Regions from separate parts of the Homo sapiens genome. Here region 2 is linked to region 1. Evidence: read pairs that join two places in POLR2A ChIA-PET (ENCODE). Cell type or tissue: OCI-LY7. All regions are shown on one strand.

Evidence for each region. Peaks named below come from ENCODE experiments on the same cell type or tissue, not always from the same donor. Only the 100,000 strongest peaks of a DNase experiment are listed, where the experiment ranks them.
Region 2: POLR2A ChIA-PET joins it to region 1 with 6 read pairs; 12 of 35 experiments call an interaction of 5 or more read pairs at or near these places.

What each region holds. Positions count from the first base shown.
Region 1 is chr7:131,055,461-131,060,460 of GRCh38, forward strand. The region is part of intron 2 of LINC-PINT (long intergenic non-protein coding RNA, p53 induced transcript); the gene reads right to left. Among named protein-coding and RNA genes, the nearest start is that of LINC-PINT, 52 kb to the right of the region's middle. RefSeq lists enhancers at 1,710-2,004, 1,775-1,919, 3,429-3,573, 3,577-3,721, 3,735-3,879 and 1 more and cis regulatory regions at 1,847, 3,501, 3,649, 3,807, 3,836. In OCI-LY7, no CTCF peak of the experiment used is centred here; DNase peaks (open chromatin) are centred at 1,891 and 2,421; H3K4me3 peaks cover 1,144 bases; H3K27ac peaks cover 2,141 bases.
Region 2 is chr7:131,311,995-131,316,994 of GRCh38, forward strand. All of the region lies in intron 4 of MKLN1-AS (MKLN1 antisense RNA), which reads right to left. It also overlaps a transcript of MKLN1 not described here. Among named protein-coding and RNA genes, the nearest start is that of MKLN1-AS, 13 kb to the right of the region's middle. In OCI-LY7, no CTCF peak of the experiment used is centred here; no DNase peak of the experiment used is centred here.

The DNA of each region.
Region 1 (5,000 bases):
GTTGCAGTGAGCTGTGATCATGCCAATGCCCTCCAGCTTGGGTGACAGAGCTACACCCTGTCTCAAAAAAAATTTTTTTTAAATAAATAAACAGTTCATCACCACCACCTGATGAGGTAAGTACCATTGTTATCCCCAGAGACAGGTTAACTGAATTCATTCAAGACTACTTGGGCAAAAAAGCAGCAGAAACCATTTTCACTCAATCTAATGTTCACTGTTCAGTCTTCCTCTTACTGGACCTGCCAGCGGCACAGACAGAGCTGATCACTCTCCTCTTTAAGCACTTTCTTTGCTGGGTTGCCAGGACACCACAACCTACTGACTCTCCTCCTCCTTCACTGGCCATTCCTTAAACTTCTTCTCATTATCCACCTTTTAATGCCAGAGCGACCCAGGACTCTCAATTCTCAAACTTTCCTGTCTATACGCTCTCCTCCTGGTCATCTCAATGGGTCTCAGCACCTTAAATAAGAGCCTGAACCTCTTCCCTGAACTCAAGGCTCATATTTTCAGCCACCTCCTTGACATCTCCGCTTGGATGTCTAATAGACATTCCCCTTTTAACATCATGCCATGCCAAACTCCTGATGTTCCCCTAGTGCTCCACGCCTGAAGCTCCTACAGGCTTGCTCATCTCAGGAAACAGTAACTCCATCCTCCAAGATGGAGTTTTCTCTTTCCCTCATATCCTCTGCCCAATTCATGAGCAAACCCTGTTGGCTCAATCTTAAAACTACATCTGAATTCTAACTACTTCTCCCTGCTCCCACCACTGCCATCTGAGCCTACCTCATCTCCATCTGGATGACTACAATAGCCTGGGAGCTGATGCTTCCCTTGCCTTACTTGCCTGCTGGGAACAGAAAATGCATTAATATGACCACACTGAAGTCTTTCCGTTGAGATTGTCATAGTAAAGATGAATTGTTTGTTATATTTGTCTCTCAAATATTTCAGGAAAAAGTTGTTTCTTCCATGTTACGTTAGTTCTGAATATTTAAATTGCTTTCTATTATGAAAACCTGTATTAACAAATGCAAGGTCCTTGAAAAAGTATTCTATTGTTGCCCTTGACTCTGAAATGAATTAGAGTTCTGTGTGGGCAAAAATATTAGCCCAGCTCTTAAAGGTCCATGGAAAATGTTGTTTGCTTTCTTCAAAGCTTAAAAGCTTCCTGTTAATCATCAAAATAAGATATCTCCACTGCAGGCATTTGTTACTTGAAGACGAACAGAACAGAATCAGCACCTATATAAAAACCACACTGACAATATCTAATATTTTAGAAAAAATGAAATCTGATGGTCCTGTTAACAATCATGGTATTTTCTAAACCCCTGCCTCCTTTTTTGTTGTTATTTTTTGTTTAGTCAGGGTCTTGCTCTGTCACCCGACTGGAGTGCAGTGGTACCCGCATAGCTCACTGCAGCCTTCAACTCCGGCCTCTGCCTCCTGACCCTACTGCCTCAGCCTCCTGAGTAGCTAGGACTACAGGCACACACCATCACATCCATTTTTTTTTAATTTTTTTTTTTAGAAAAGGGGTCTTGCTTTGTTGCCCAGGCTGGTCTTGAACTTCCAGCCTCAAACCATCCTCCAGCCTCAGCCTCCCAAAGTAATGGGACCAAAGGTATGAGCCACTGCACCAGGCCTCAACTCCTTTCTTTACTACAGTCCCCAAAAACCAGAGGCCTGGATTCAGTGCCTCTAAAACTCCTTTCTGCTAGTTTGGCTCCAGCGCTCAGCACATGCACTTCCCAAGTCGTTGTTTTCTTTGATCTCCTTAGACTCTCTGCCTCCTAGAGAATCTAATCCACATGAACTGCGCTCCTGGATCTTTTACATAACTGTGGTTTTTCACAAGGTTCTTTAAACAAAGGTCCACGTGATAGATTTCTGCTCAAGCTTAGTTCCAGGAAACGTTTGGTTTCTGCAGATGTTTACATGCTTCCGGCTGTCAGCACATGAAAACAATATAATTCTGTTTCTTTTCCTCACTTTAGCAACTGGAGAGCATAAAATCAAATATATTGTTCAAATCTGTTCAACACTGGTATATGGAAATACTTAATCCTTAAACTTTTTTTTAGGTGAGGTTGGTTTTATTTTTTATTATTTTGCCTTTTGGCCTAAATGTGGTAAGTGGTTTCAGAAACATGAAAAGCTATAAAATGTAAAATATACAAGACAAGAACAAAATAGAAAAAAGGCTGGGTACACTGGCTCAGTGCTTGTAATCCCAGCACTTTGAGAGGCTGAGGCAGGAGGACTGCTTGAGCCCAGGAGTTCAAGACCAGCCTGGGCAACAGAGTGAGACCCTGTTTCTTTAAAAAAAAAAAAAAAAAAAAAAAAAATTAGCTAGGTGTGGTAATGTGTGCCTATAGTCCTAGCTAACCGGGAGGCTGAGGCTGGAGGTACTGTGAGCTGTGATTACATCACTACCCTCCCGCAGTTACAGTTAGAGTGAGACTCCATCTCTAACTATGAAAGAAAAAAATGGAAAAAAAGAAGAAAGCACAGTGGTGATTTTCCAATGAGAAGGCATGAATACCCAGAATCAGACTGTCATCCCAAAAAAAAAAAACAAAACTCTCTTCATAAGCAAAGTTAAAAAGAGTCCTCCACACTCTTTTTTTTTTTTTTTTTTTTTTGAGACAGAGTTCCACTCTTGTTGCCTAGGCTGGAGTGCGATGGCACGATCTCAGCTCACCACAGCCTCTGCCTCCCAGGTTCAAGCAATTCTCCTGCCTCAGCCTACCGAGTAGCTGGGATTACAGGCATGTGCCACCATGCCTGGTTAATTTTTTGTATTTTTAGGGGAGACAGGATTTCTCCATGTTGGTCAGGCTGGTCTCAAACCCCCGACCTCAGGTGATCCGCCCACCTGGGCCTCCCAAAGTGCTGGGATTACAGACATGAGCCACCGCACCCAGCCTCCACCCTCTTTATTTAAACCCTGTTCACTAGTTTGAGTAAAATAATCAGATATGTTTTCGGTTCAATTTCCCTAGCAACACTTAAAAGTTTGAAATTTTTTACAATCAACTTCAGTAAGGCTTCTTTAAACATTATTTTGAAAATTAAAAACATTTTAGAAAAGCAAGCTAAACTGGTTGTATGACAGGTATACATTCTAAGTCATTTTGAGAGGTGACACCGTGCTGGCAGCCCTCGCTTGCTCTTGGCGCCCACTCTGGCCACACTTGCGGAGCCCTTCAGCCCACCGCTGCACTGTGGGAGCCCCTCTCTGGGTTGGCCAAGGCCGGAGCTGGCTCCCTCTGCTTGCGGGGAGGTGTGGAGGGAGAGTCACGGGCAGGAACCAGGGCTGTGCGTGGTGCCCGTGGGCCAGCACGAGTTCCGGGTGGGCGTGGGCTCGGTGGGCCCCGCACTCGGAGCAGCTGTCTGGCGCCGCCAGCCCCAGGCAGTGAGGGGCTTAGCACCCAGGCCAGCAGCTGTGGAGGGTGTGCCGGGTCCCCCAGCAGTGCTGGCCTGCCAGCACTGCGTTCAAATTCTCACCGGGCCTCAGCTGCCTCCCCGCGGGGCAGGGCTCAGGACCTGCAGCCCACCATGCCCGAGCCTCCCCACCACCGTGGGCTCCTGCACGGCCCAAGCCTCCCCAATGAGCGCTGCCCCCTGCTCCGCGGCACCCGGTCCCATCGACCACCCAAGGGCTGAGAAGTGCGGGCGCACAGCACGGGACTAGAGGGCAGCTCCGCCTGCATCCCCAGTGTGGGATCCACTAAGTGAAGCCAGCTGGGCTCCTGAGTCTAGTGGGGACTTGGAGAACCTTTATGTCTAGCTAACGGATTGTAAATACACCAATCAGCACTCGGTATCTAGCTAATCTAGTGGGGACTTGGAGAACCTTTATGTCTAGCTAAAGGATTATAAATACACCAATCAGCACGCTGTGTCTAGCTCAAGGTTTGTAAATGCACCCATCAGTGCTCTGTGTCTAGCTAATCTAGTGGGGACTTGGAGAACCTTTACGTCTAGCCAGGGGATTGTAAATACACCAATCAGCACTCTGTGTCTAGCTCAAAGTTTGTAAATGCACCAATCAGCACCCTGTGTCTAGCTCAAGGTTTGTAAATGCACCAATCAGTGCTCTGTGTCTAGCTAATCTAACGGGGACTCGGAGAACTTTTGTGTCTAGTTCAGGGATTGTAAATGCACCAATCAGCACCCTGTCACAACAGACCAATCAGCTTTCTGTAAAACAGACCAATCAGCTCTCCGTAAAATGGACCAATCAGCAGGATGTGGGTGGGACCAGATAAGGGAATAAAAGCAGGCTGCCCAAGCCAGCAGTGGCAATCTGCTCCAGTCCCCTTCCACGCTGGAAGCTTTGTTCTTTCACTCTTTGCAATAAATCTTGCTGCTGCTCACTCTTTGGGTTTGCACTGCCTTTAAGAGCTCTAACACTCACTGCAAAGCTGTAACACTGCAGCTTCACTCCTGAGGCTGGCGAGACCACGAACCCACCAGGAGAAATGAACTCCAGACGGGAAGAATAAACAACTCCAGATGCACCACCTTAAGAGCTGTAACACGCACCGCCAAGGTTTGCAGATTCATTCCTGAAGCCAGCAAGACCACGAACCCACCAGAAGGAAGAAACTCTGAACACGTCCGAACATCAGAAGGAACAAACTCTGGATACACCATCTTTAAGAACTGTAACACTCACCACGAGGGTCCATGACTTCATTCTTGAAGTCAGTGAGACCAAGAACCCACCAATTCTGGACACAATTTCATTTGGTGAGCAGTCCAGATTACATGTGTGTACACTGTAATGATCAGCTAAGGACTGACTGCTTTTAGCTCCTTCACCCGTTCTCACCTCTGAGGTTCAGTAATAAATGGCTCCTACCAACTAACTGAAGTATCAATCAAAATCTTAAAGGTATTCATTCATTATACGGTATTTACACCCCCCTTAAAATGCAAAATTTATAGTTTTATTAATACAAACATCCAGACAAGAAAATAAG
Region 2 (5,000 bases), 260 kb after region 1:
AGGTATTTTTTTTTGTTTTTTGTTTGTTTGTTTGTTTGTTTGTTTTAGATGGAGTCTCACTCTTGTTACCCAGGCTGGAGTGCAATGACCTGATCTCAGCTCACTGCAACCTCTGCCTCCCGGGTTCAAGTGATTCTCCTGCCTCAGCCTCCCAAGTAGCTGGGATTACAGGCACCTATCACCATACCCAGCTAATTTTTGTATTTTTAGTAGAGATGGTGTTTCACCATGTTGGCCAGGCTGGTCTCAAACTCCTGACCTCAGGTGATCTGCCCACCTCACCCTTCCAAAGTGCTGGGATTACAGGTGTGAGCCACCGCATCTAGCCCTCAGTTTTAACTGCATAAAATTTCTATAACCTTTAAAAATTTTTCTATTAAAGAGCAGATTAATGCTCCAAGAAAGCCCTGTTATTCTGAAACAGGGGTCCCACATCAGTGTGCTTTAAATATCAATGCATAATTTTTAGAAAAGTTAATAATCTCCTTCTAATTTTAGCCAACTTTATCACATACAAAATTCTTTTCATGAGATTAATCTTATACAAACCTTTTACAACTTGCTTACACCTTCAGTTTTGTCCTATACTTCATTTTTCTTATATTGGTATTCTACTTAGGACAAAGATTTACTATCCCCCTTATCATTTTGACCAAAGTCCCCTCTTACGTAAAGGAAAAAAATTACCCTTTTCAACTTTCTTTACATCTTCTTTATATGCTCTCTATGTAAATTTCTGGCCTAGTAGTTTTAGTTACATATATTAACCACAATGTTAACTCTTAGTAACCCTAATTTTCAGTGAAAAACCTAAGAAGTAAGCAACTTTATGTACCGTATGCAGAGCTCAGGACAAATGACAGTGCTATGGAGACAATGCCTGGAGGATCCAACTCCTTGCAGTAAAGCCAAGAGGCACAGCTCAACTAGGGATGATGGGGCCCAGGCACTGTCCCCAGGGCCACTTGTCTAGTCCTCAGAATCTAAAGGCTCAAATCCAAAGACATAAGCTCATAGACAAATTAAGCAAATACCAAAAAATACCATAAAAGCAATGGCCTTATGACCTTAAGACATTTAGCAGAGACAGTATAAACCAGTCTAACCAATAGATCTAGGCAAACATGTCTAAATTAAAATTTGAAGACGTTTCTATTTTACTTTACCAATAATTTAAAAACTATCTTAATTTAAACCCAAGATTACTAAAGTCAAGTGACCATGGAAAGCATTTGGGTTGGTTATATTATTTATGAGCACGTTTTCTATAAGTCAGTGGTACCATGTAGACAATATATAAACAGACATGTATACATGGTACACATAAATCAGACAGACACAGATAATGACTTCATAGCTTTAATTAAAAAATTTTAGCCACATTGAAACTGCTGGTGAACTGAGGTAAGAAAAACAAAACAAAACCAAGCAGAGAAAAAAATTTTAGTCATGAGACTGGTAAAACTCACTAGTTTTACAAGGACAGTTGGATTCAAACTGTACCTTTGTAAATGGAAAAGTTTAAAGTTTATCTGTTCCACATGGCTGAAGCTCGTACTGAGTTTTAGAGAAAATGCAGTAGTAACTTTATATCTCAAAGTACAAGGAGAAAGAATTTAAGCCTTTTCAAGGAGGAGTTTGGGTGTGTTGGAAGAAAATTAAAAATGGATGCCAAGGTAATACAAAATCACAGGAATCTATCATTGGATTTTATAAGGAGACCTATTTCACTTAGATAAGTAGCTTTTAATTTAGTCTGTTTTCCAGTTGGATCACTGAGCTCAGGGCAGAGCCCATTAAGGAGCAGGGCCATCAAAGCATTTACAGTTTTTAGAGCCTAATAATTTAAATATGTGAAAAGCAGATGCAATTGAAGGCAGAGCATCTAGAGCTTTATAAATTAAGGATTCCATTTTTAGGCTGAATCCTGGGTCCCCAAAAAGAGGGAAACTCCATGGGACTGGGCTATGCAACACTTTCATGGTGTACTTCAATACAAAAACATTTCTCTAAGTATTTAAACCGTGCCTTTCTTATCTTAACCAGCAAAGAAACCAGTAACTCCCTGTAGTAATAATAATAACCATTCACTGTAAACAACTGCTGTCAGCCACCTCCAGTAACTTGCCAGCCATCACATACACAAAGGTTAAGTGTTCTCTCACAGAACAAAGTAATATCCAGTACTCCTAAAAGTCAAAGGGATCAGGCGACACGATACAAAAGAGAGCAGAGTTTTGTGCTGGAAACTGTCATGAAATCTCTCCATGACTCTTCACACTCCACAGGAAGACAGAAGACCCCAGAAAGGGAGTGAGAGGCAGCTTTTTCTGTCTTCCTTTAGGGGTCTGAGTCATTAGAAGTCTCCTCTAGATCTTTTCATGTGGTACTGAAGACAGCAGAGAGATGGGAGGAGGTTGAATCTCATTTTTGTTTGTTTGTTTTTGAGATGGAGTCTCGCTCTGTCACCCAGGCTGGAATGCAGTGGTACGATCTCGGCTCACTGCAAGCTCCGCGTCCCAGGTTCACACCATTCTCCTGCCTCAGCCTCCCGAGTAGCTGGGACTACAGGCACCTGCCACCACGCCTAGCTAATTTTTTGTATTTTTAGTAGAGACGGGGTTTCACCGTATTAGCCAGGACAGTGTCGATCTCCTGACCTCGTGATCTGCTTGCCTTGGCCACCCAAAGTGCTGGGATTACAGGCTTGAGCCACCGCGCCCAGCCCTTGTTTGTTGTTTTGAGAGAGAGGGTCTCTCTGTTCTGCGGTACTGAAAGAAAAATAAAAAAATAGAAACAGGGTGTTGCTCTGTCACACAAGCGGGAGTGCGGTGTGACATGATTACAGTTCATCTAGCCTTGACACATTCTGGGCTTAAATGATCCTCGACCTCAGCTTCCTAAGCAGCTGGGACTACAGGCACACACCACCATGCCAAGATAAGTTTTGCTTTTACTTTTTGTAGAGACAGGGACTCATTACATTGACCAGGCCGGACTCAAGCAATCCTCCCACTGTGGCCTCCCGAAGTGGGCTGGGATTACAGACATCAGCCACCATGCCTGCGTGAATCTGTTTTTAATGAAGCTGGCTTTTGACTATGGAGTTCTTAAACACTTTTCGAGAAGGGGCCAAGATGGCCGAATAGAAACAGCTCCAGTCTGCAGCTCCCAGCGAGACCAATGCAGAAGGCAGGTGATTTCTTCATTTCCAACTAAGGTACCCAGTTCATTCCATTGGGACTGGTTAGACAGTGGGTGCAACCCATGGAGAGCAAGCAGAAGGGTGGGGCATTGCTTCACCACGGAAGTGCAAGGAGCTGGGGGACCTCCCTCCCCTAGCCAAGGGAAGCCGTGAGGGACTGTGCTACCCAGCCTGGATACTATGCTTTTCCCACGGTATTTGCAAGCCGGAGATCAGGAGAGTCCTTCGTGAGCCTACACCACCAGGGCCCTGGGTTTCAAGCACAAAACCAGGAGGCTGTTTGGGCAGGCACTGAGCTAGCTACAGTTTTTTCATACCCCAGTGGCGCCTGGAACCCCAGTGAGACAGAACTGTTCACTCCCCTGGAAAGGAGGCTGAAGCCAGGGAGTCAAGTGGTCTTGCTAAGTGGGTCCCACTCCCACGGAGCCCAGAAAGCTAAGAACCACTGGCTTGAAATTCTCACTGCCAGCACACCAGTCTGAAGTCAACCTGGGACAATTGAGCTTGGTGGGGGGAGGGGCATCTGCCATTACTGAGGCTTTAGTAGGCAGTTTTCCCCTGATAGTGATAAGGAGACTGGGAGGTTTGGACTGGGCAGAATTCACCACAGTGTGGCAAAGCGGCTGTGGCCAGACTGCTTCTCTAGATTCCTCCTCACTGGGCAGGGCATCTCTGAAGCAAAGGTAACAGCCCCAGTCAGGGGCTTACAGATAAAACTCTCACCTCCCTGGGACAGAGCACTGGATTGTCCCCAGAGCACTGCGGAGGGGCTGCTGTGGGCACAGCTTCAGCAGCCTTAATCTTTCCTGCCTGCTGGCTCTGAAGAGAGCAGCTGATCCTGACAAAGGGTATTCTCCCAACACAGGGTACCAGCTCTGCAAAGGGATGAAGTGCCTCCTTAAGTGGGTCCCTGACCCCCATGCCTCCTGACTGGGAGAAACCTCCCAACAGGGCTTGACAGAAACCTCCCAACAGGGGTTGACAGACACCTCATATAGGAGAGCTCCGGCTGGCATCAGGCTGGTGCCCCTCTGGGACAAAGCTTACAGAGGAAGGAGCAGGCAGCAATCTTTGCTGTTCTGCAACCTCCACTGGTGATACCCAGGCAAATAGGGTCTAGAGAGGATGTTTAGCAAACTGCAGCAGACTTGCAGAAGAGGGGCCTGACTGTTAGAAGAAAAACTAACAAACAGAAAGCAACAACAACATCATCAACAAAAAAGACTCCCACACAAAAACTCCCATCCAAATGTCATCAGCCTCAAATATCAAAGGTAGATAAATCCACGAAGATGAGGAAAAGCCAGCACAAAAACACTGAAAATTCCAAAAACCAGAATGCCTCCTCTCCTCCAAATGATCGCAACTCCTCTCCAGCAAGGACACAAAACTGGACAAATAATGAGATTAACGAATTGACAGAAGTAGGCTTCAGAAGGTAGGTAATAACAAACTCCTTTGAGCTAAAGGAACATGTTCTAACCCAATGCAAGGAAGCTAAGAACCTTGATAAAAGGTTACAGGAACTGCTAACTAGAATAACCAGTTTAGAGAGGAACATAAATGACCTGATGGAGCTGAAAAACACAGCACAAGAACTTCCTGAAGCATACACAAGTATCAATAGCTGAAACAATCAAGTGGAAGAAAGGATATCAGAGATTGAAGATCACCTTGCTGAAATAAGGTGTGAAGACAAGATTAGAGAAAAAAGAATGAAAAGGAATGAACAAAGCCTCCAAGAAATATGGGGCTATGTGAAAAGACTAAACCTACGATTGATTGGTGTATCTGA